2 separate regions of the Homo sapiens genome follow, and region 2 is linked to region 1. A link is an interaction called in ENCODE POLR2A ChIA-PET data of the cell type or tissue named here. Cell type or tissue: PC-3. All regions are shown on one strand. Each heading gives the region's core, and the rest is flanking DNA. Links, peaks and the distances in the headings are about the cores only.

Evidence for each region. Peaks named below come from ENCODE experiments on the same cell type or tissue, not always from the same donor. Only the 100,000 strongest peaks of a DNase experiment are listed, where the experiment ranks them.
Region 2: POLR2A ChIA-PET joins it to region 1 with 11 read pairs; 4 of 35 experiments call an interaction of 5 or more read pairs at or near these places.

What each region holds. Positions count from the first base shown.
Region 1 is chr7:39,884,096-39,895,669 of GRCh38, reverse strand. It overlaps LOC101928688 (a long non-coding RNA gene), which reads right to left. Exons shown (of 9, transcript XR_001745176.2): 8 at 5,036-5,163. It also overlaps the pseudogene RN7SL496P. Among named protein-coding and RNA genes, the nearest start is that of CDK13-DT, 60 kb to the left of the region's middle. In PC-3, for the core only: no CTCF peak of the experiment used is centred there; no DNase peak of the experiment used is centred there; H3K27ac peaks cover 446 bases.
Region 2 is chr7:39,822,815-39,834,388 of GRCh38, reverse strand. It overlaps LOC101928688 (a long non-coding RNA gene), which reads right to left and starts at 3,629. Exons shown (of 9, transcript XR_001745176.2): 1 at 3,411-3,629. It also overlaps the pseudogene LOC100422519 and the pseudogene SSBP3P1. In PC-3, for the core only: no CTCF peak of the experiment used is centred there; no DNase peak of the experiment used is centred there; H3K27me3 peaks cover 5,709 bases.

The sequences.
Region 1 (11,574 bases), core at 2,343-10,342:
GCACTTGTGAATAGCCACTGTACTCTAACCTAGGCAACATAGCCAGACCTTGTCTCAATAAAAGAAAAACAAAAAAAGAAAATCAAAATGTGAATCAGAGGATTCCAGGTGATTCTGCCACAGGCAAAAGTTTGACAACCACTGACTTAGATTATGCCATCACCAAGTGTTAAAGTATTTAAATAAAAGTAACTGGTTCTAGACTTATCCTACAGATCAAGAATAAACAGTGTGGTAGACATAACTACACTGTCATTTATGTGACATCCCTGGTGACTGTCAGGGATTCTCTGTTCATCATAACTGTGTTTGATTGGGATAATGACCCCTCTGGGGAGGAGAGTCCAAGGATAGAAAGGTGTGGGTGGTTCTGAAGAGAAGCAAAGGCACCCACCCAGGTGTCCATACTAGAAGTTGGCAGCAGGGAATACATCCACCGTGGCACTAAAACAGAGAACAAAGCAAACATGAAAGCAAAGAAATTCCCTGGGCAGGAGGCTTGTTTTCTTCAGTTTGACTTCCAGGGAAAGAATGGAGGGGATTCCCCAGCAAGAGCAGGGCGTCCTATCCCAAGTGTGTGGCCTGGGCTTGCAGCAGTTGAGCTAAGCTGGAACAATGTCTCCCAGCATCCCCTTCCCTGCATAGTTCCAGGCTGGCATGGCCCACAAGAGACATCTTGGGTGGAATTTGGAAGACAGAGGTGAAACAGCAGCTGTATCCCTTCTGTGCTCAGCTGACTGGCTCAGGCTCCAGCTACCATCCCAGCACATGCTCGTGTTGTTGCTTTTCTGTTGGCTCACCTTGTTGGTGGCAGCCCGTGGCTCACAGCTCCTCCATATTTTGCTGGAGCCTCTTTCAGCTTCTCTGACTCTTGGGCCAGATGTATGTTTGGTTCCATAGTGGAAGGCTCTAGCTTTCCCTATAGGACACCTACTTCCTTGAAATTGGAAGCTTTCTAAAAGACCTATGTGGGCTCCAATCTGTCCTCTGGCTCCAGCTTTGGGCTCAAGAGTCCCAGTTTATCCTTGCTTTCCTCCACTTCATATCCATCCTCATCCTCATCCCCAGAGGACCTGCCCTGCAGACTTCAGGCCCCAGAACCAGCCATCTACAGACTGTTCAATGTTGACAAAAAAAAGTCAAGTCCTGTAAAATATTTGAAGAGATTTATTCTGGCCCAAATGAGGGTGACCATGGCCCGTGACACAGCCCTCAGGAGACCCTGAGAACATGTGCCCAAAGTGGTTGGGGCACAGCCTAGTTTTATACATTTTAGGGAGACATAAGACATCAAATACATGTAAGATGTACATTGGTTTGGTCTGGAAAGGTGGGACAACTGGAAGGAGGCAGGTGGGGGAGGTCCAGGTTATAGGTAGATTTAAACATTTTCTGAATGGCAGTTGGTTGACAGAGTTAACTTATTAAGCTATTATCTAAAGACCTGGAATATACAGAAAGGAATGTCTGGGTTATGATGATAAGGGGTTGGGGAGACCAGAGTTTTATCATGCAGGTGAAAGCTCCAGGTAGCAGCCTTCAGGGATAATAGACTGAAAGTGTTTCTTTTTTTGTTTTCTTTTTGAGATAGGGTCTCACTCTGTCACCTAGGCTGGAGTACAGTGGTGTGATCTTGGCTCACTGCAACCTCTGCCTCCCGAGCTCAAGTGATCCTTCTGCCTCAGCCTCCAGAGTAGCTGTTATTACAGGTGTGCACCACCACGCCTGGCTAATTTTTGTATTTTTAGTAGAGACGGGGTTTCGCCATGTTGACCAGGCTGGTCTTGAACTCCTGACCTCAAGTGATCCACCCGCCTCGGCCTCCCAAAGTGCTGGGATTACAGGCATGAGCCACTACGCCCGGCCCGTAAGTTTTTCTTATCAGACTTAAGGTCTGTGTTGATGTTAACGCTTGTCAGCTTTTGCTGAAATCCAAAAGAGAGGAGGGTATAATGAGGTATGTCCAACCCTCCCTTCCTGTCATGGCCTGAACCAGTTTTTCAGGTTAACTTTGGAATGTCCTGGCAGAGAGGATGGGTCCATTCAGGTGGTTCGCGGACCTTAGCATTTTATTTATTATTATTATTAACTTCATACATTTTTTTGTTGAGATGAGCTTTTGCCATGTTGCCCAAGCTGGTCTTGAACTCCTGGGTTCAAGAAATCCACCTGCCTCAGGTTTCCAAAGTGCTGGGATGAAGGCTGAGGCAGGTGGATCACTTGAGGTCAGGAGTTTCAGAACAGCCTGGCCAACAAGGTGAAACCCTGTCTCTACTAAAAATACAAAACTTAGCTGGATGTGGTGGCACATGCTTGTAATTCCAGCTACTTGGGTGGCTGAGGCAGGAGAATTGCTTGAACCCCGGAGGTGGAGGTTGCAGTGAGCCGAGATCATGCCACTGCACTCCAGCCTAGGTGACAGGGCGAGACTCCATCTCAAAAACAACAACAACAACAAAAAACCAAAGTGCTGAGATTACAGGTGTGAGCCACTGTGGCTATCCCAGAATTGTTTTTAGTTTGCATTAACCAGCTTCCAAAATTGTTTAGGTCCTCTCAAATCTCCCTAGTATACATCACTCTGAGTGGGTTTTTCTGGATGGACCCTTGGCTGATACACTGGCACAGAGAGAGGACACCCCATCTGGAGCAGACAAGGCACAAGCCAAGAGGGATCACAGAACTAGACCTGAGGGAGGAAAAAAAGTGTCAGAGAATCAAGGTATCCTGGCCAGGTAAACCCAGGGGACTGTTAGGGTGACCCAGTTTTCAGAAGAAAGATCCATCAAAATGCAGGAATCTTAACTCTTTGTACCATTCTCAACACTCAGCTACAGAGTGATGATTTCCAGAATTGGTGGAGAGATGCTGGAACAAGCTTGTCTGATCTGAGTCCCAGCTCCAACCCTTACCAGCTGGACAACCTTGGACTAGTTGCTTAACCTCTCTTTGCCTCAGTTTATTCACATGCAAAATGGAGATAATAATAGCACTTATGTCACAGGTTGTTGAGAAGTTTACAGGAGTTAATATTTGTAAAGCTTCCAGAATAAGCCTTGGGACATAGCAAGTACTATTTACATTTCTTCTATTTATTTGGAGGTATTCACATTTACAGATGACTCAAGTTTCACCTATGTCCCTTGGAGAGTACCTCTCCCTTACTTTCCCCCCAGGATTTGCCCCAGGAATTCCCCTTTTGCCTCCCCTGTAAGCATTCTTCTCATCTCCTCTCTCTCTTCTACCCAAAGCCCTGTAACCACCCAGCAGGTTCACCTTGCCCGCTGCCTAGACAGAGCCAATTTATCAAGACAGGAGAATTGCAATGGAGAAAGAGTAATTCATGCAGAGCAGGCTATGCGGGAGACCAGAGTTTTATTACTACTCAAATCAGTCTCCTTGAGCATTTGGAGAATTTTTAAAGATAATTTGAGGGGTGGAGTCTCAGGAAGTACGGGGTGCTGATTTGCCAGTTTGGAGATGGGATTTTAGGGGGTCATAGTGAGGTTTTCTTGCTGTCTTCTGTTCCTGGGTGGGATCACAGAACTGGTTGAGCCAGATTACCCTTCTGGGTAGTGTCAGCTACCAGTGCAAGGTCTGCAAAATGTCTCAAGCACTGATCTTAGGCTTTACAATGGTGATGTTATCCCCAGAAGCAATTTGGGGAGGTTCAGACTCTTGCAGCCAGAGGCTGCATGACCTCTAAACCATAATTTCTAATCTTGTAGCTAATTTGTGAGTCCTACAAAGATAGACTGGTCCCCAGGCAAGAAGTGGGTCTTTGTGGGGAAAGGGCTATTATCAATTTTGTTTCAGAGCAAAACTGTGAACTAAATTCCTTCCCAAGGTTAGTTCAGCCTATGCCCAGGAGTGAACAAGGACAGCTTAAAGGTTAGAAGCCAGATGGAGTCGGTTAGGTTTGATCTCTTTCACTGTCATAATTTCCTCTGTTATAATTTTTGCAAAGGTGGTTTCAGCCCTGCCATCAGCCCTTTTGGAAGGAGTCTTTTGGGCAGCATGCCAGCCCTCTCCTGGATCTTCTCTGCCCTGATCTCACCTTACAGAAACCAGTTATCAGCATCTGAAATCCAAGGTGCAAATTATCCTGTGAGGTATCAGTGGTCATGGCAGTGGACGTGGCTGAGGCAGTGATTGGAGCCTTTTCTTGCCCTTATCTCTTTTTCTTTTTTTTGACAGTCTTGCTTTGTCACCCAGGCTGAAGTGCGGTGGCGCAATCTCGGCTCACTGCAACCTCTGCCTTCCAGATTCAGGCGATTCTCAGCCTCCTGAGTAGCTGAGATTACAGGTGTGCGCCACCATGCCTGGCAATTTTTTTATTTGTAGTAGAGATGGGATTTCGCCATGTTGGCCTGGCTGGTCTCGAATTCCTGACCTCAGGTGATCCACCTGCCTCGACCTCCCAAAGTGCTGGGATTACAGGCGTGAGCCACTGCACCCGGCCATGTGTCTTACTTATTGAACATCTGCTGTATATCATGCAGTTCACTAGGTGCATAACATATAATAATGCTTCATTCAGTCTTCCCCACAGCCTGTTGGGCAATACCATCTTTGTTTCACAGGAGAGGCAGTTGAAGCTGAGAGAGGTTAGGTAGCTGCCCCAGATCACACAGCCAAAGAGCCATGGGGTCAGATTAGGAAACCAGGCCCCTATGGGCTGCACAACCCTAGCCAGCACTTTCCACTACAAAACCTGCCCTTGAATTTCCTAGTCACTGTCAGAAAATCTCGAAAGGGATGTGCACTGCTTTAGGGACAGGGGAGAAGGGTGGGGGACTAGGTGAGGCTTAGTTCTCTAGGGGCTAAGAGAAGCAGAGGAGCATGAGAAGTGTCTAGGAGAATGCCCACAGCTGGCTCACTTCCATCCCTTCATCTTCCCTCATGCCCTATTTTGACCTTGGGCAAATGCCACCAAGTTCCAACAGTGCAATACCTATTGTCCAGGGCAGCAGAAGGGCAGGTGGTTGCTCCATGTTCCTGAGCCCGACTGCCTTCCCGTTCGAGCTGGACTTACCCTCTGGATTGCGGTTTTCAGAACTTTCTCAACCAGTGTGGAGAAACCATAGAAACCACACAGAAGGTAATTTGAGTGAGTACTCTTCTCAGTTCTTCCAAGAATGTTGCATCCCATGCTGCAGTTCCCTGCAAGATGCATAAGAGTGGAGTTAATTCATTACAGAATATGCCCTAGGACAATAGGACTGAATTCTCTCAGAAAGAAAGGTTATTTTTTGTTACATAAACAGAAAGAGTAGTACAATATATGCTATAACAAACCCCTATATACACACACACACATCATCCATCTTCAACAATTAATGACAACGTGTCCATTTTGTTTCATCTATCCACTCCCTCCAGTACTTTTCGGGGAGTGGTGGGGATGAGCATTTTATTTTGTTTGTTTGTTTAGACAGTTTTGCTGTCACCCAGGCTGGAGTGCAGTGGTGCCATCTCGGCTCACTGCAACTTCCACCTCCCAGGTTCAAGCGATTCTTGTACCTCAGCCTCCCAAGTAGCTGGGACTACAGGCGTGTGCCACAGCCCCTGGCTGATTTATTTACTTACTTATTTATTTATTTATTTTAGATTTTTAGTAGAGATGGAGGTTTCACCATGTTGACCAGGCTGGTCTCAAACTCCTGGCCTCAAATGACCCACCCACCTCGGCCTCCCACAGTGCTGGACTACAGGCGTGAGCCACCGTGTCTGGCCAGGATGAGCATTTTAAAGCAAGCTCCAGACGTCATGAAATTTTACCCACAAATACCTCAGTATGCATATTTTGCTGGTAAAAACCTTTTATATTTCTTTCTACTTATTTTTTTTTCCTTCTTTTAAAAAAATGTATTGGTTATTTTTTTAGATCAACATCTCACGATGTTGCTCAGGCTGATCTGAAACTCCTGGGCTCAAGCAATCCTCCCCCTTCAGCCTCCCAAAGTGCTGGAATTACAGGCATGAGCCACTGCACCTGGCCAAACCCTTTTAAAATATGATCACTATGCCGTTATTGAACAACAATGTAATAACACTGCACCTTGCACCAACAAATATAATTAGTAACATCTAAAACAATAATATAAAATTTATAATAAATAAATAACATCCACTACCCAAACCATATTCAAATTTCATTGATTATCTCAAAAATGGCCTTTTTATAGGATTCAAACAAAACCTACACGTTGATTTAGTTCTCATGGCTGTTAAGTCTTCAAGCAAATCTTTAATCTCTATAAACCTCAGTTTCTTCATCTGTAAAATGAGAATTAATAACCATCTCATGGAGTGTGTTGGTTTCCTTGGGCTGCCTTAACAAGTTCCACAAATTCAGTGGCTTAAAACAACAGAAATTTATTCTCTGGCAGTTTTGGAGGCCAGAAGTCCAAAATCAAGGCATCAGCAGGGCCATACTCCTTGAAGGCTCTCGGGAAGCATCTTTCCTCACCTTTTCCAGCTTCTGGTGGCTGCTGGCCACCCTTGGTGTTTCTTGGCTTGTACCTGCGTCACTCAAGTCCTCACCTATTGTAAGGACAGTCACCTTAGAGCACACCCTAATCCAGTGTGTCCTCATCTTAACGTAATTACATCTGCAGAAACCTTATTTCCAAATAAGGTTACATTCATAGGCACTAAGGGTTAGGATTTGAACAGATTTTTTAGGGGGTCACAGTTGAACCTATCACACATGATATTTGCATGGGGAAAATACAATACTGCTGTGGCAAGTAAGAATCACTTAATAAAAATGATGGCAATGTTCAGTATTACTACTATAACAATAGATGACCACAGCTCCACTCCAATTAGAACAGTTGAGGAATATGACATGACAAAAACAAATAGAGGCCAGGCAACTGTAGGAAACAGAAAGTTGTACAGAGGACCCGGCATTTTCCAACATTAATGAGAGGCCTGTGAGGAAAGGGAATTTGGCTTGGAGTGATAAGTTTAGTTCCCTCTCTCTCTCTCTCTATTCTTAGAGATAGGATCTCACTATGTCATCCAGGCTGGAGTGCAATGCCTATTCACAGTCACAATCCCACTACTGATCAGCACAGGAGTTTTGACCTGTTCAGTTTCTGCCTGGACTGGTTCACCCATCCTTAGGCAACCTGGTGGTCCCCCACTCCCAGGAGGTCACCATACTGATGCTGAACTTAGTGCAGACACCCGATTGGCATCGTGTACTATAGTCCAGGACTTCTTGGGCTCAAGTGATCTTCCCACCTCAGGAGTAGCTGGGACTACAGGCATGCACTGCTGTGCCTACAGGAGTCAAAAGTTTAAGTGCTGCAACTTCCTCATGGGGAAGCTGTTTAGCCAGAAAGACTACATCCCAGAGCTATTTATTTATTTATTTATTATTTTTATCTTTTCTGTTCTCTTAGATGGCTGGATGAGATAATCCCTGTATTCCTTTCCAGCTCTATTTTTCTGTGATTTGTTCATTACCTGTTTCAGATTACCCCAATTTTGTCAGAAGAAACTCAGAATTTTGAAATATTAGAGGCTTTTGCAAATGGAAAGTTGAATTGGAAGAGCAATCAAGATATCTTTGTAGGCCAGGTGTGGTGGCTCACACCTGTAATCCCAGCACTTTGGGAGGCTGAGGCAGGCAGATCACTTGAGGTCAGGAGTTCGAGAGCAGCCTGACCAACATGGAGAAACCACGTCTCTACTAAAAATACAAAATTAGCCAAGCTTGGTGGCACATGCCTGTAATTCCAGGTACTCGGGAGGCTGAGGCAGGAGAATCACTTGAACCCAGGAGGTGGAGGTTGCGGTGAGCCAAGGTCACGCCATTGCACTCCAGCCTGGACAACAAGAGCGAAACTCCGTCTCAAAAAAAAAAAGAAAACAAAGATATCTTTGTAGATTTTTACTAAATTAAGAAGCAGTAAGCAATGAGTTTTAAAAAAGAAAAAATCTTTTACATTCTAAAATGCATTTCTGAGTCAAAGCTGTAGAACAGTATGGGGGAAATGTAGAAGTCTCCCATTGTCTAATAATCCTTGATTCACATTGGCTTTCAAACAGTGAATCTATAGCTATAGCCCCAATTATAATTTGTGACACAACTTCTTGCATATGTATTAGGTTGGTGCAAAAGTTATTGCACTTTTTGCCATTAAAATGGCAAACCTGCAGTTACTTTTGCACCAACCTAATAGAGTTGAAGAACCAATCCAGACCTTCAGTCTTCATTTGTGCAATTCTAGTTCTGTATGTTTGTTTTCCATAAGGAAAATACGTAGTAGTCATTAAATGCTGTTCACTAAATATTTGCAGCTCTCTACCTTTGGGGCACCTGGTAGGATTTGGGTTATGTAGCTCTTTTTGGTCAATGAAATTTGAGCAGGAATGACATGTGACCCTTCTGGGTAGAAAGCAGTGCGTAATTCACCATGTTCACCTTCCCAATGTCCTGATGATCAAGGAAGCCACTGCTGAGAGGACACTACTGGCAGCCTGGGCCCTGAGTGGTGGCAGCAGCAAAGAGGCCCTGCAGCCCCACCTTGGACATGTAGCAAAAGTAAGAAATAAATGTGATTGCTGCAATTTGGGGGTTGGTTGTTACTGTGGCATAGGCCATTCTATCCTGGCTGACACAACATTTTTTTTAATACTAAAAAGAAGCTGGGCCACGCACAGTGAATCGTGCCTGTAATCCCAACACTTTGGGAGGCCAGGATAGGGAGACTGCTTGAGGCCAGGAGTTCGAAACCAGCCTGGGTGACAACAGTGAGATGCTGTCTCTACAAAAAATAAAAAATATTAGCCAGGCTCCAGGCGCAGTGGCTCATGCCTGAAATCTCAGCGTTTTGGGAGGCCAAGGCAGATGGATCACGAGGTCAAGAGTTCGAGAGCAGCCTGAGCAACATGGTGAAACCCCATCTCTTCTAAAAATACAAAAATTAGCCGGGCGTGGTGGCACATGCCTGTAATCCGAGCTACTAAGGAGGCTGAGGCAGGAGAATCATTTGAACCCGGGAGGCAGAGGTTCAGTGAGCCGAGATTGCGCCACTGCACTCCAGCCTGAGTGACAGAGTGAGACTCCATGTCAAAAAAAAAAAAAAAAATTAGCCAGGCACGGTGGCACATGTCTATAGTCCCAGATACTTGGGAGGCTGAGGTGAGAGGATTACTTGAGCTCCGGAGGTGGAGGCTGCAGCATGCTGTGATGGAACCACTGCACTCCAGCCTAGGTCACAGAGCAAGACCCTGTCTAAGAAATAAATAAATAAATAAATAAGAGGTTTCAAAAAAGTCAATTCTCTAGCAAACCAGGGCATTTCTAAACTTTAGGAGCAAAAGGATTGTGATTTTTGGCCAGCAATTTAATTTCCCTTGCTTAACTTTGTAATTATCTCACATGCTCCCTGAAGCCTTGAAGTCAGATCTCTGCCTACCCTTCATTCACATCCCCAAACCAGTTAGAGCAGAAACCAAGTTCCCACCTGCCCTGGCCTTCCAAAGTGCTGAGATTACAGGAGTGAGCGGCCACTCCTGGCCCCCAACTTTCTTTTTTTTGTTTTATTTTTTTGAGATGGAGTTCCGCTCTTGTTACACAGGCTGGAGTGCAATGGGTCAATCTTGGCTCACTGCAACCTCTACCTCCCCAGCTCAAGCGATTCTCCTGCCTCAGCCTCCCAAGTAGTTGGGATTAGAGGCATGCACCACCACGCCCGGCTAATTTTGTATTTTTAGTAGAGACAGAGTTTCTCCATGTTGGTCAGGCTGGTCTCGAACTCCCGACCTCAGATGATCCGCCTGCCTGGGCCACCCAAAGTGCTGGGATTACAGGCGTGAGCCACTGCGCCTGGCCCTTTTTTTAGACGGAGTCTCGCTCTGTCGCCAGGCTGAAGTGCAGTGGCGCAATCTTGGCTCACTGCAATCTCTGCCTCCCAGGTTCAAGCAATTCCCCTGCGTCAGCCTCCCAAGTAGCTGGGACTACAGGCACCTTGCCACCACGCCCGGCTAATTTTTTGTATTTTAGTAGAGACGGGGTTTCACCATGTTGGCCAGGATGGTCTTGGTCCCTGACCTCGTGATCCACCTGCCTCAGCCTCCCAAAGTGCTGAGATTACAGGCGTGAGCCACCACGCCCGGCCCCCAAACTTTCTTTAGGAGTCAACCGAACTCACACCAAGCTGTGTGAAAAGCCACAGCTTTGTCTAGTTTAGACACAAATCCAGGCAGAGTTTCTGGTTATGACAAAACACAATCTCTGTCCTCCTCCTCCTCCCTCTTCCCTCATTCATTCAACGATATCTATTGACTGCCTACTACTGTGTGCCAGGCCCTGTGCAAGGTCCTAGAGAAAGGGCCCTTAAAAGCCACAGATCCTGCCTCCATGACCAACTGGCCACCTGTGCCCTTCCCTGATCCCTGCCCCTGCCTCCTGCTCTCCTACCCCAGCCCTCATTATTTTCCTATCAATTTTCTTTTTCTTTTCTTTTCTTTCTTTTTTTTTTTTTTTAGATGGGAGTCTCGCTGTGTTACCCAAGCTGGAGTGCAGTGGCGAGATCTCAGCTCACTGCAACCTCTGCCTCCTGGGCTCAAATGATCCTCCCACCTCAGTTTCCTGAGTAGCTGGGATCACAGGCATGTGCTACCACACCCAGCTTATGTTTGTATTTTTGGTAGAGATGGGGTTTCACCATGTTGCCCAGGCTGGTCTGAAACTCCTGACTTCAAGTGATCTGCCTGCCTCACCCTCCTAAAGTGCTGGGATTACAGGTGTGAGCCACCATGCCCAGGCCCCAACTTTCTTTAGGAGTCAATTGAGCTCAAACCAGAAACTTCTGTTGCTAGATTATTAAATCTCAGGGTCTTTAGACAACTTCTGTGTAGTACAATACTTCTCAAACTGGTTTCTCTATTGATATTCTTGGGCAGCTAAGAGTGTTCAGGTTGGGAAAACACTACCTCAAGAAATTAAAGATAATCTATAAAGCTTTTGGCTATGTAGTATTACTAACTATATAACATACCTTTATAACATAAAATAATTCAACCAAAGTAAAAATCACAAATGCAGGGTGATTGTGTTATTTTGACATTAGGTGCAATATTTCTTAAAATGAGGTCAGCAGATCCCAGGGCACAGGGAGTGGGGTGGGTTCTCTGGACATATTTTTGGGGGATGTGCGTTCTCCAGTTTAAGAAGCACCAACACAGGGTAGTAGATCCCAAAGCTGGCTTTATATTGGAGACATTGGAGAATTTCTTTTTTCTTTTATTTTCTTTCTTTCTTCTTTCTTTTTCCTTCCTTCCTTTCTCTTTCTTTCTTTGTCTCTTTCTCTCTCTCTTCCTGTCTTTCTTTCTTTTTTTTTTTTTTTTTGAGACAGGGTCTCATTATGTTGCCTAGGCTGGTCTTGAGCTCCTGAGCTCAAGTGATCTGCCTGCCTCGTCCTCCCAAAGTGCTGGGATTACAAAAATGAGCCACCACGCCTGGCCTGATTTTCTCCTAAGGTTTCTACATAAATATGTCTTAGAGTTTTGTTTATTTATTTGCAGAAATTTGCATAAGTCTTAGAGTTAAAA
Region 2 (11,574 bases), core at 2,052-10,051, 61 kb after region 1:
CGCCACCACCGGGGGTCCCACATAGGTACCAGGTGATGAGGAGGAATATGGAATTGAGTTAGCACTGTTAGGATTGGGCCAGGGTCTGCCAGCTCCCGGGCCCATGTTAATCCCGGGCATGGCGGGCCGAGGGAGTTGGGTGGTGGTCTCATGCCGCTGCCGTAATTCTGTGGGCCGGGACCCATGGGCCCCATGCCTCGGGGAGGGTTCATTCTCTGCATTGATCCTCCCATGTTGGGGTGGCCTTGTTGTCGTGTGGGATCCATAGAATTGGGCAGCAATGGCTGTGTCCCAAGAACTCCTCCCGGAGGCTGGTTTCCCATTCTGATCGGGGGCCCGGGGCCGCCTACGTATCGCGGTGACATAAAAGGCTGACTGTGGGGTCCCATCATGCTGCTAGGATTGTGAGGTGGAGGCTGTGCGTGCGGCGAGGGCTGTGACCCCGGAGGACCCTGAAAGAAACCTGGCGGGATGGGGCCTCCCGGCATCCCATCGTTGGGGGGAATGTTGCCAAGCACGGGGCTCGGGGCAGCTGCTGCACTATAATCATGAAAGGCTTTTGCTTCACTTGAATGTTCACAAGTGTCTCTCCTTTGAGGAGCTGCACAGTAAAGGTCCCCAAATACACACCACCACGAGTGCAAAAACCCAGGCGGTTCTCCCAACGTGATGTTTTTTTCCCATCGAATCTCCGACAAGAAGGTCTCTGCAGATTTCTGTACTCTTACGTGCAGTAAATATTCGTAGACGTATGAAGCTAACTTTTCCCAAGCCTGCCCATCCGAGGGCACCGCCGAGCCTCTGCCTTTGGCAAACATGGTTTGCAGGGAAGAGGGCGCCGAGCCTCGCCGCCGCCGCCGCTACCGCTCCGGCTCTCCCGCGCTGCTCCTCGCTCCCGGCCCCCTCCCCGGCGCTCGCTCGCTCTCTCGCTCGCTGGCGCTCTCCTCGCCGCGCTCCCCTCCCTCCCCACCAGGCGCTGGCTCCGCGCTCTTTCCAGCTGTCAAAGCGTCAGCCCGGGCCGCGGCCCCATCGCCCTGGAACTCCTTCGGCGCCGGCTCGGCCTGGGGGTGCCGCCGCCGCCCGCACGGCCGCCCGCTCTCCGCTCGCTCGCGCGCCCGCCCGGCTCCGCCTGCGCCGCCCTCTGCGCCTCCAGCGCCGCCGCCGCCGCCGCCGCCCTCTCAATTACATATTTCAACATTTGTTTCAAGGATATAAAATATACTTGTTTTAATATATGCTAATATTTTTGGAATATTATGGTCATATACATTTTATATTGAATGAAAAGATTTCATTCTAAGACCTCAATTCAAAATTCTGCAAGAACACTCCTTTTTAAAAATTAATTTTTAAAGTTTTACATTGTAAGAAAAGCTTTTGTCATTATAGAATTATGAGGCATTTTTAGGTACTACTACGATGTAAGAAAGAAATGTAAATCCTATTTTCAAAATCAAATGGTTTTCTCATTCCCCTGTAAACATACTAATAGTTCTAATTTCCCATTGACACCATATAGAATGGTAGTTAAAAGTTGGAGAAAGGATCTAGTACAAAAAAACAAAGCTATGATTATCCCGATTGATGATTTAAAAGTTTTTATATACATCAATCATTGTCAAGCAGGACCCAAAGGAAAATCATCAAGTATGCTAACGTACATGGGGAAATACAGATATATAACAGAGATTTTTGTTTATAATATATCCCTAATAATACTCTACAATTAGTTTGCTGTAAATATTTCTCTAAGAGCTTAATTTTATACCATAAAACAATACATTCAAGTATTTAAACATGGTCATCTACAACTACCTGAAAGATGGACCATTATTACTATAGAGAGGGAGAGAGAAATGGAAAAAGAAATGTTCCATAAACTTTCCACTTGGAGAAATAATTAGTAATCATAATTCTAAAGTGTAATCTATGGCTTGAAAAGATATATTTAGTAGAACATGGGTTGGGGTTTAAAAAGTTTAAAAATTTTAAATCTCAAATCCTAACCTAAGCTTATAGTTGGACGATACTGCAAAGTATACTGTAACCCTCTTTCCTATTTGATGGCATATTTCTTTCTTATTTATGACATATTTTCCCAATATAACTCATCTGAATTTATACATCCTAAACATTGAAAGGGACTATACATTTAAGCCATACTTTAGAAATGCCATAGATTTAATTATTAGGTATGTATCTCATGTTAATTGTAACATTCCATTATATAGAAATCCTTTTGTCTGTTCAAGTATTCACATTACAAAATATTAAAATGCTTCTTACAGGCAATACTTTATTCTAGCTACTCCAGGATATAAACAGGTGTGTTTCCTAACCTCCAGTAGCTTATACTAATGCAGGGGCTTTAAAGTGATTATTTAAATAACTAAATACAAAGACTTCTTACATTTGGAGTTTTTAAATGTGATACAAAGATTTTGAGTGTAAATCTTTAATAAGTATGATGCAAAAAAATTCTGAAATCAAAGCCTTACCTTATGGTTATTAAGAGTCTCTGCTGCTAGAACTGGTTGGTATTTTGGGCAAAGCATGTCCTAGCCCATTAGTCCAAATTCTTCAATTTGAGGAGTTTTAAGTATGTTCTTAATTAAGTGACTTAGAAAACACAATGGAATCCCTTTATAATGTACATTTGGAGAAAGAAAATTTACATTTCTAAATTTCCACAATTTTTTTTTATATGAGAGAAGCAGTGTTGCTATGTTGGCCAATTTGGTCTCAAATTCCTTGGCTCAAAAAATCCTCCCACCTAAAACCCCCAAGTAGCTGAGATTGCAGGCACGTACCACAATACTCAACTAAATTTTCACAATTTCTAGTATTAGTCTAATTACAGAACCAAGGATAGAAATAGGGAAAGAGTGCTATCCTAAGAAGTATATGATACCAAAATATTAACTGTCCAAAAAAAAAAAAGAAACTATATGCTATCTGCTGTACAGTTTTGGAACTAAAACGCACCAGGGAGAGTCCATGATTACTATGATAAGAATTTATTTAGGCATAAGTATTATAAAAGTCATGTTAGTATGAATTTAAAAGTCACAGAAAGCATACTCATCCAAATAAACCCTGACCACATTTCAAATTTCCTGTATTGTGAGAAAGCTTAGCCAAATATAATTTTTCTGTCACAATATAATCATTTTCCAGCACATTCCTTTTCTCACCCACACACCCTCTTAGTATTTAACAATCTATTATTTACCAAAGTACAATTTTTACAAATTCAATTATTCATATTTCTTTAAAATGCTTTTTTGTAACCAACTTTCCATTACAAACATAAAACAATGACAGGTTGACCACTGCTAAATTTTAAGAGTAAATTATATAGAAAACTAGATTCATAATGAGAAAATTAATTTCACATGTGAGCACTTTACCTTGATATCACAATCACGGTCTTCCTTAGCTGATGTAGGCTGTAAATCATTGATCGCCTGTTTGCCGGAAAGCCTTTAGAGCAAAAATATACAACAAAAATGAGTGTGTTCATTTCTTTAAGAAAGTAATTTGCAGGTCCATACCTGAGTGTCACCTCCAAAAAAACAGAAATAGAAACAAATCTGGTGAGAGACTAGCTATCTGTATATTAATGTTGCTTAAGAAAATTAAAGGCCGGGCGCGGTGGCTCACGCCTGTAATCCCAGCACTTTGGGAGGCCGAGGCGGGCGGATCACGAGGTCAGGAGATCGAGACCATCCCGGCTAAAACGGTGAAACCCCGTCTCTACTAAAAATACAAAAAATTAGCCGGGCGTAGTGGCGGGCGCCTGTAGTCCCAGCTACTTGGGAGGCTGAGGCAGGAGAATGGCGTGAACCCGGGAGGCGGAGCTTGCAGTGAGCCGAGGTCCCGCCACTGCACTCCAGCCTGGGCGACAGAGCGAGACTCCGTCTCAAAAAAAAAAAAAAGAAAAGAAAATTAAAATTTGGCCTCTGTTGTAGATTTTAGTTACTTATTTCTATTTCCACCTCTCCCAACCTATGAAATAGTCAAGACCCACGCATAGTTCCGTAACAAATCATGGCAGCCAATACACTGGCATAGTCTGAGAATAATTTGTCTTCACAAATTGTATGTCCTACAGGCTGAGCTGAAAATCCAATTAATTGCTGACATAATTTTTAATACCTGAACTGGAACAAACCTGATAATCTAAAACAAGGTAGAAAAATATAGAGTCTCCTCTTCTTCATTTATTTCTGGTTCAAAGACTAATCTCTGTCACTCAAAAATGGCAGCCTGGGTTCTTCAGCACGGAAATCACTTAAGAAGGCCTCAGTGCGGGCCAGGTGCGGTGGCTCACGCCTGTAATCCCAGCACCTTGGGAGGCCGAGACGGGTGGATCACGAGGTCAGGAGATCGAGATAAACCCCGTCTCTACTAAAAATACCAAAAAATTAGCTGGGCGTACTCGGGAGGCTGAGGCAGGAGAATGGCGGAGCTTGCAGTGAGTGGAGCTTGCAGTGAGCCGAGATCGCGGCACTGCACTCTAGCCTGGGCGGGAGGCGGAGCTTGCAGTGAGCCGAGATCGCGCCACTGCACTCTAGCCTGGGCGACAGAGTGATACTCCGTCTCCAAAAAAAAAAGAAGGCCTCAGTGCTTACCTTTACCTTGAAACATTTGAAATAATTGAAAGCTAAATATATGAAAGTCAGAGGACAAATGTCTATGTTGTTATTAAAATATTCTTCTCAGAAATATTGAAACATTAAAAATTAGAAAATCCTAGTATTTTCCCTATATAGGTCCTGTCCTATTCAGGTTCACATAAACTAGCAAGCCCTTAACAACCTTTATAGGCACTCAGATACCTAAAGAGAGGGACTGCTGAAAAAACACAGTCCTGGTAGTTGTACAGCTCTATGTCCCTAACTACTATTAAGTACTATCTAAATATCTTCCTTCCTTTTAGATTCCTCTTCTGCAAGATTCTATGGCAGTCTCCAACCTTTAAATCTTCAGCCAATGGAAGCACAAATTCCTAAAAGCATGGGCTCAAATAACCAAGAGTAGGAGCTATTTCCTTGCTCCCGGAAAACAAGCTAAATGCAGTCTGTTATCTGTCCCCAGCAGGTAACAGATTCAACTACCCAGCTGAAGCTCCATGACTGATTTGACAGCCAATCCTACCCCTGCCCTAGTCTGCATGGACATGGGAAAAAGTCAGTAGACTGGAAAAAGAAATAGAGGTGAGGGGACACTTGCCCTGGGCCACAGATCTGTCAAGTACAGCAAACTCTAGTCCCCTGGTACTTGAGGGGCTCTGAGCCACTCCTCTGCAAGTTGCAATGAAAGTAGATGATACGGCAGTCCTATCTGCTATGCAGACTCTTCACAGTGACTCAAATTCTTTTACCATCATTCAATAGAAACTCTGAAGTTTGTCAGCTGCTCCAATTAAACAACCAAAAAAGCAGCCACTCGTTTGCGACTTCCTTGAACCTCTTATTTTAATACGCCTTTCTAGATAACTCCCAACATCCTGTGCCCTTTCTTTCTAAAATCTATCAGACTTGTCATAAACCCCAATATTCTGACCTCTTTTCTAAAATCCTTGTTCCTACCTCAGTGTTCTCTTCAAACTAGGCCTTCCCCTACTCCTTTCATTCCTATCCTCTTCCATTGGGTTCATCAGTTGATTCCATTCTTTTCCTCTTCCACTGTGTTCACTACTCCCACCTTCCCTTTCTATTATTAAAATGCACACTGACAGGATGATGAAGAAGGGAGAGGACTGGGCTTTCAAAGGAGTTCAAATCTCATTTCCGCCACTTCCTGTATCCAAATAAGTCACTTTAACCTCCTTAAGTTTCAGGTTCTCCATCTGAATAACCACTTGACCAGAATGTTAAACACAGGTTTAAGTACTAGAGGTTATTTTGATTAGCCACTAAGATTCCTTAAAGTTCTGAAATTCTATGTGCTTTTGATTCTGTCTACAGAAAAAAAAAAAGGAACACTTAGCTGGCAGAAATGGAAAAAATAATAGAACAAAAGACACCCCAAGAAAAGTGAAGAAGAAAGTTAAAAACTCAAGAGAAGATTATAAAAACTAATGGAAGAAGAAAAAAATCTCTAGGGAAAAAAGCTTCATGGAACTAGGCAGAGTAAACTAATGGGAAAATTAAACCGGGAAGTCTAAGTACAGAAATCACCTAGACATAGCCTGTAAATAGACGATAAATATAATTAACATGACACAGATATGTAAATATGGATATGTAACATAACATGGATATGTAGATATCTTTCACTTAAAATAAAATAATTCTTCCAATAAGTCTCTAAAACTTGCCCGGTCTTGCTTATGTAAAACCTAAGGTTCTGTGGCCGTAGCTAAATGAGATCTGCCCTAAAACCTTCGATGGTAAAAACATGTTGCTGGTTAGCACTGAAATTGCCAAAACTATATAGGACAAACTCTTGCACTAATCAGACTTCTAAAGAAAAGTGTAAATCAGAGTTAATGTATAACTAAATGTGACTTTCTGAATTAATCTGATTTGGACCTGTACCTTGATTCCAGAGATACACAGGTCTATCAGGTCTCTACTCTTGTTCTATGAGTCAGCTAATTGTTAATTATAGGATCAGGGGCCAATTAACCTCTCTGAACCACAGTTGCCTGATTAGTAAAAAGTAGGTTGTAATTGCACAGACACTTTGCAAAGCTGTTGTGATGACTATATGGAATGAGTTAGGTACATAATATGATGTGTCATTTTGAGTGCACAACGGGGTGCAACAATCAACAGTTGTTCGTTTCTTTTCCTTCTATTCCCTTAGTTAACAGATAAATATTTAAAATCTGTAAATCCTACCTGATTACAGAGTCTTCAGAACTCCCATCCACTGTTAAAGAAAAAAGTAAAATACCTTTTAAATCAACAATAGAAACACATAGAATACTTAAAGCATAAAAGTGCCTGGTAGGCTGAGGCTGAAGGATCACTTGAGGAGCCCCGAAGTTTGACAACGGGCTGGACAACAGAGCAAAACTCTACCTTTATTTTTAAAAAACCGTGCACACTTTTCTGCATGCTTTAGACTTTGTTTTTTAAAAAGGCATAAGACTGATGCTTTGTTACAAAGTATTCCTTTGGGACCATACCTGGAGATTATACTAGAATATTAATTATACTACTGGTAGGAAATTAATGCATTAAGAACTCTTACTGCCCCTCCTTTGCATCTATGAAATGCAAGGAAGAATGGGAATTATCAAAATGTGGTCCTTAAAAGGAACTGCTGTGTACAATTATAATCCTAAATCAACCCTATCAGTCTCACTGGTATCAATAACAAAATCTGTATCATAAGCTAACAGTGTCAAACGTAGCATGATTTCTGGACTAATGGACTAGGAGCAGTTAGAAGGCATGCACAGTAACACCCCCTTACCCATTCTATGTGTGGAAAAAAAAATGACCACAATGTATTTTTTCTCTGCTCTCAAAGTACAACAATAACAAACACAGAAGACTTCTGTGACCAAATGAGGGGAAGACTTTTCCACACCAACAAGCAATCAATCAATCCTGCAGCAGACACCAGCTGGGGGTCCTCTAAATCAATTCCTCACAAGTTGGGGGTGCAGTCCCCAAGGCTGCCCCCTCCCCTCACCAGTCACAATTCTGGGCCTCCAGAATGACTAACTTCAAGCTATGGTTCCCATGACCTCTCCTTGGGTTTAATTTGCTAGAGCAGCTCACAGAACTTAGGGAAGCAAAAAAATTTGCATTTCCTGGCTATTACAAAGAATGTTACCAAAAATACAGATAAAGAGTTGCACAGGGCCAGGTTTGGGGAAGGGGTGTAGAGTTTCATAACCTTAGAGGGTGCACCACCTTCCAGAAACCTCCATTTATTCAGGTATCTGGAAGCTCCCTGAACCCAATCCTCTTGGGTTTGTATGAAAGCTTCATTCCACAGGAATGGCTGATTAAATCACTGGTCATCAGTGATCAGCTTAATCTTCAGTTCCTCTCCCCTCCCAGGAGGCTGGAAGTTCCAATCCTCTAATCATGCCTTAATCTTTCCAGTGACCAGCCCCTATCCTGAAGCTGCTTAGCCATCAGTCAATCATTAGCATACAAAAATACATCACTTTGGAGATTCTAAGGATTTTAGGAGTTGTATGCCGTGAAATGGAATTGTTAAAGCGAACTAAATGTGACCTGAGAAGGACTCCTTACTTCTGTATTTGAGTCCTTGTGGATGAACCGGAACCTAGCTTAATAGGTAGACAAGATTAAAAACCTAATTTAGGAGTATGTGCCTGTAACAATAACTGAGTCTTGGCCAATCCCAGCAGCCATACCTCAACCATTCATACACCGATGAGTGTTTGAACTGTGTTCAAACAAGGCAAACACCAACCTGTAACCAATCCAGCTGTTCTGTACTGGACATCGTTTCCTCTTTTTTTTTTTTTTTTTTTTTTTGCCTATAAATCTTCTTCTACCATGTGACTGTGCTGGAGTCTCAGTGAATCTGCCATGATTCTGGGGGCTGCTGGATTCACGAATTGTTCATTGTTCAATTAAATTCCTTTAAATTTAATATAGCTGAAGTTTTTCTTTTAACAGAGTTGAAGACCAAATATGTATTTCACGGTATCACATCTGTGGTTTTGCTTTCTGTGGTTTCAGTTACCCATAGTCAGTCATGATCCATAAATATTAAATGAAAAGTTTGAAAAAAATAAGTTTTAAGTTGCATGCCGTTCTGAGTAGTGTAAAATCTTCAGCCATCTCAATCCATCCCAGCCAGGGCATGAATCATCATTTTGTCTAGTGCATCTACATCGTATATGCTATCTACCCGTTAGTCATTGGCAGGTCTTCTCCTGACATCCAACCATCAGTATTATCAAGGCTTAATAATCCAGGATCACCCAAAGCAGATAGTCCTTCTCCTGAAGGTCAATAGTAGCCTAGCACTACATCACAATACCTATGCCATCTTATTACAGAGGCACTGTATCACCACACATCATCAACAGAATAAGGGTGAGTACAGTGCAAGAAAATATTTCAAGGAACCATATTCACAAAACTTATTATAGTATATTGTTATGATTGTTCTATTTTATTATCTATTGTTAAGTTCATACTGTGCCTAATTTATAAATCAAGCTTTATTATAGACATGTATGTATAGGAAAAAACATTGCACATATAGGGCTTGGTACTATCCACAGTTTCAGGCATTTGCTGGGGGTTTTGGGATGTATCCCCTGTGGATAAGGGAAGACAACTGGACTTATTTTGTTGTGACACAACAAAGCTTCTCCAGTTCTTCAGTTAAAACTGTTCAGTTTAGAATAAAACATCCTGTCACGAGGAAGCTAGGTCCATGGGCACTGTACTATGTTTTATGGCAAAACATAGGAAACAGACCAGGGACAAAGATTCTTGCAAAGACTTTTCAGTTGCCAGTGGAGAAGATCTCAAGGGAGATCACTGTACTCACTATTGCTAATACTCTTCTGGGGAAAATGCTGGTTAAGTTTACTTAGTTCTGGCTATTTTCTCTGCCCTATGTATGCCACAAACAAGGCTCAAATTTGCCTGCCATTTCACTCCTATGGAAAAGAACCACTGGAAAGATCATTCCCTTAAGAGCTTATCCACTCACTCAGAAGCATACCACTTATTCAGAGAGAAGCTTAAGAAGAAACACTGAAGAGGTGGTGGCAAGTTGCCAGTGAGTACTATCTGATGTGAAAAATATATGTGAACAGAACTATCAACTCACTCAAGCTACTAGAATGTGCCAACAGTTGTCACTCTCTCCAGTGGAAGAAAAAAGTTCTTTTGCACTTCATGTAAAGCAAACACTGTGACTCTCTGGGCATTTCTCATGACAGAGAATCTAGTTGTAGGTGAGCCATGTCGTAATAATATAGACTATTTTCAAACTCGTATCTCAAAGGAAGATAATCAGTGAGGAATATATTTATCCACCTGTAGTATTCACTGCCTAGTCTTATTTTCAACTGCAAGGCATGAAGGTTTTATAAAGTATGAACTCTTAAGATTGTCCCTTTTCATTCATAGAAAGTCTATCTGGACCCATCTCATAGAGCAGGATGGTCTGTAGTGCTGCATGATGTCATTTTTGTCAACCCTATTATGTGGCAAGTGTCTATAGAAATCATGCTTTCTCAGTATGGAAAACACATATCATCATATTCTACGACGATGAACAAAACAAAAAGAAAACAAAAGGACAAAAAACATCTTCAATGACTACTGCAATTACCATGGAATTTTAATTTTTTAATATTCAAATAGTTATCCACTTTATTATTCCAATACAGTGGAATTCCAGACTAGTCTGGAAAAAGCAAACTATGGAGACAGCAAAAAGATCAGTGGTTGCCAGGGATTAGTGGGGGGGAGAGAGGAAAAGGCACAGTACAGAGGATTTTTAGGGCCATAAAATGATTGTGTCTAGGATACTTACAAGGGTAGAAACATGTCATTATAGATTTCTCCAAGTCCAGAGAATGTACAACACCAAGAGCGAAACCTAATGTAAACTATGGACTTTGGGTGATGTGTCAATGTAGGCTCATCAATAACTCTAGTGAACTTTGGTGGAGGACATTGATAATGGGGGAGGCTGTGCATATGTGGGGGTCCATGGAGTATTTGGAAAACCTCTACCTTCCTCTCAATTTTGCTGTGAACATCAACTGCTCTAAAAAGTAAAGATTAATTTTAAAAAAGATATTCACTGAATTTGCTATTACTCTATATTATGAAAAGATATAGTCACCCTGAAAATTGCAAATCACTAAAGGTCAAAGAATTAATAACAGAATATGGATATTATCTCCCAAACTGAATTATATAGAGCATGTATAGCTAATAATTTTAACTGTATACTTAAGCAAAAAATAATTGATAAAAATTATTAAATATTTTATCTTATTTTATAATTATAAACAGGGATTTAACACTGAATCAAAACAGGTCCATTCATGTAATTAAAAGACCACTTTTACTGTAATTTAAAATCAGAAATTAGTATGCTTATTTAACAATTTTACTGAAAGGTTAATCAGATAAGAAACACAGATTATGATTATCTAATATTGCCATAGCAATTCATATAAAAATACCTGTAAAATATCCACCAAATGTCAAAACCATAAGCATCATTACAACTTAGTATGAGTGATGCAACTGAAAACAGTACCGTGTTATGTCATTATATTATTATTTGCTATTAAAATAAAATACTAAGAACCCCCCCAAATTACATCACGGCCATAGCTGTTGTATAGTAAAGGTTTCATACAGGAGGCAGGAGACTACCATCCTGAGAAAGGCCAGCTTACAAGACTGGCCCTTGGCTGGTGTTTGGGACCTTGGATTTGGGAGGACCGCCACCATTCCCTAACTAAGAAGAGTGGCTCACTGTGCCTAAATGGCTTGTACAAACAATGTGGTATAATCTGCGCAGTTGCTTTTCTACTGGGAGCCCGGTATTTTGGTACTGTGAAGGAGAGGATGCCTATGTGACTAGGCTCCA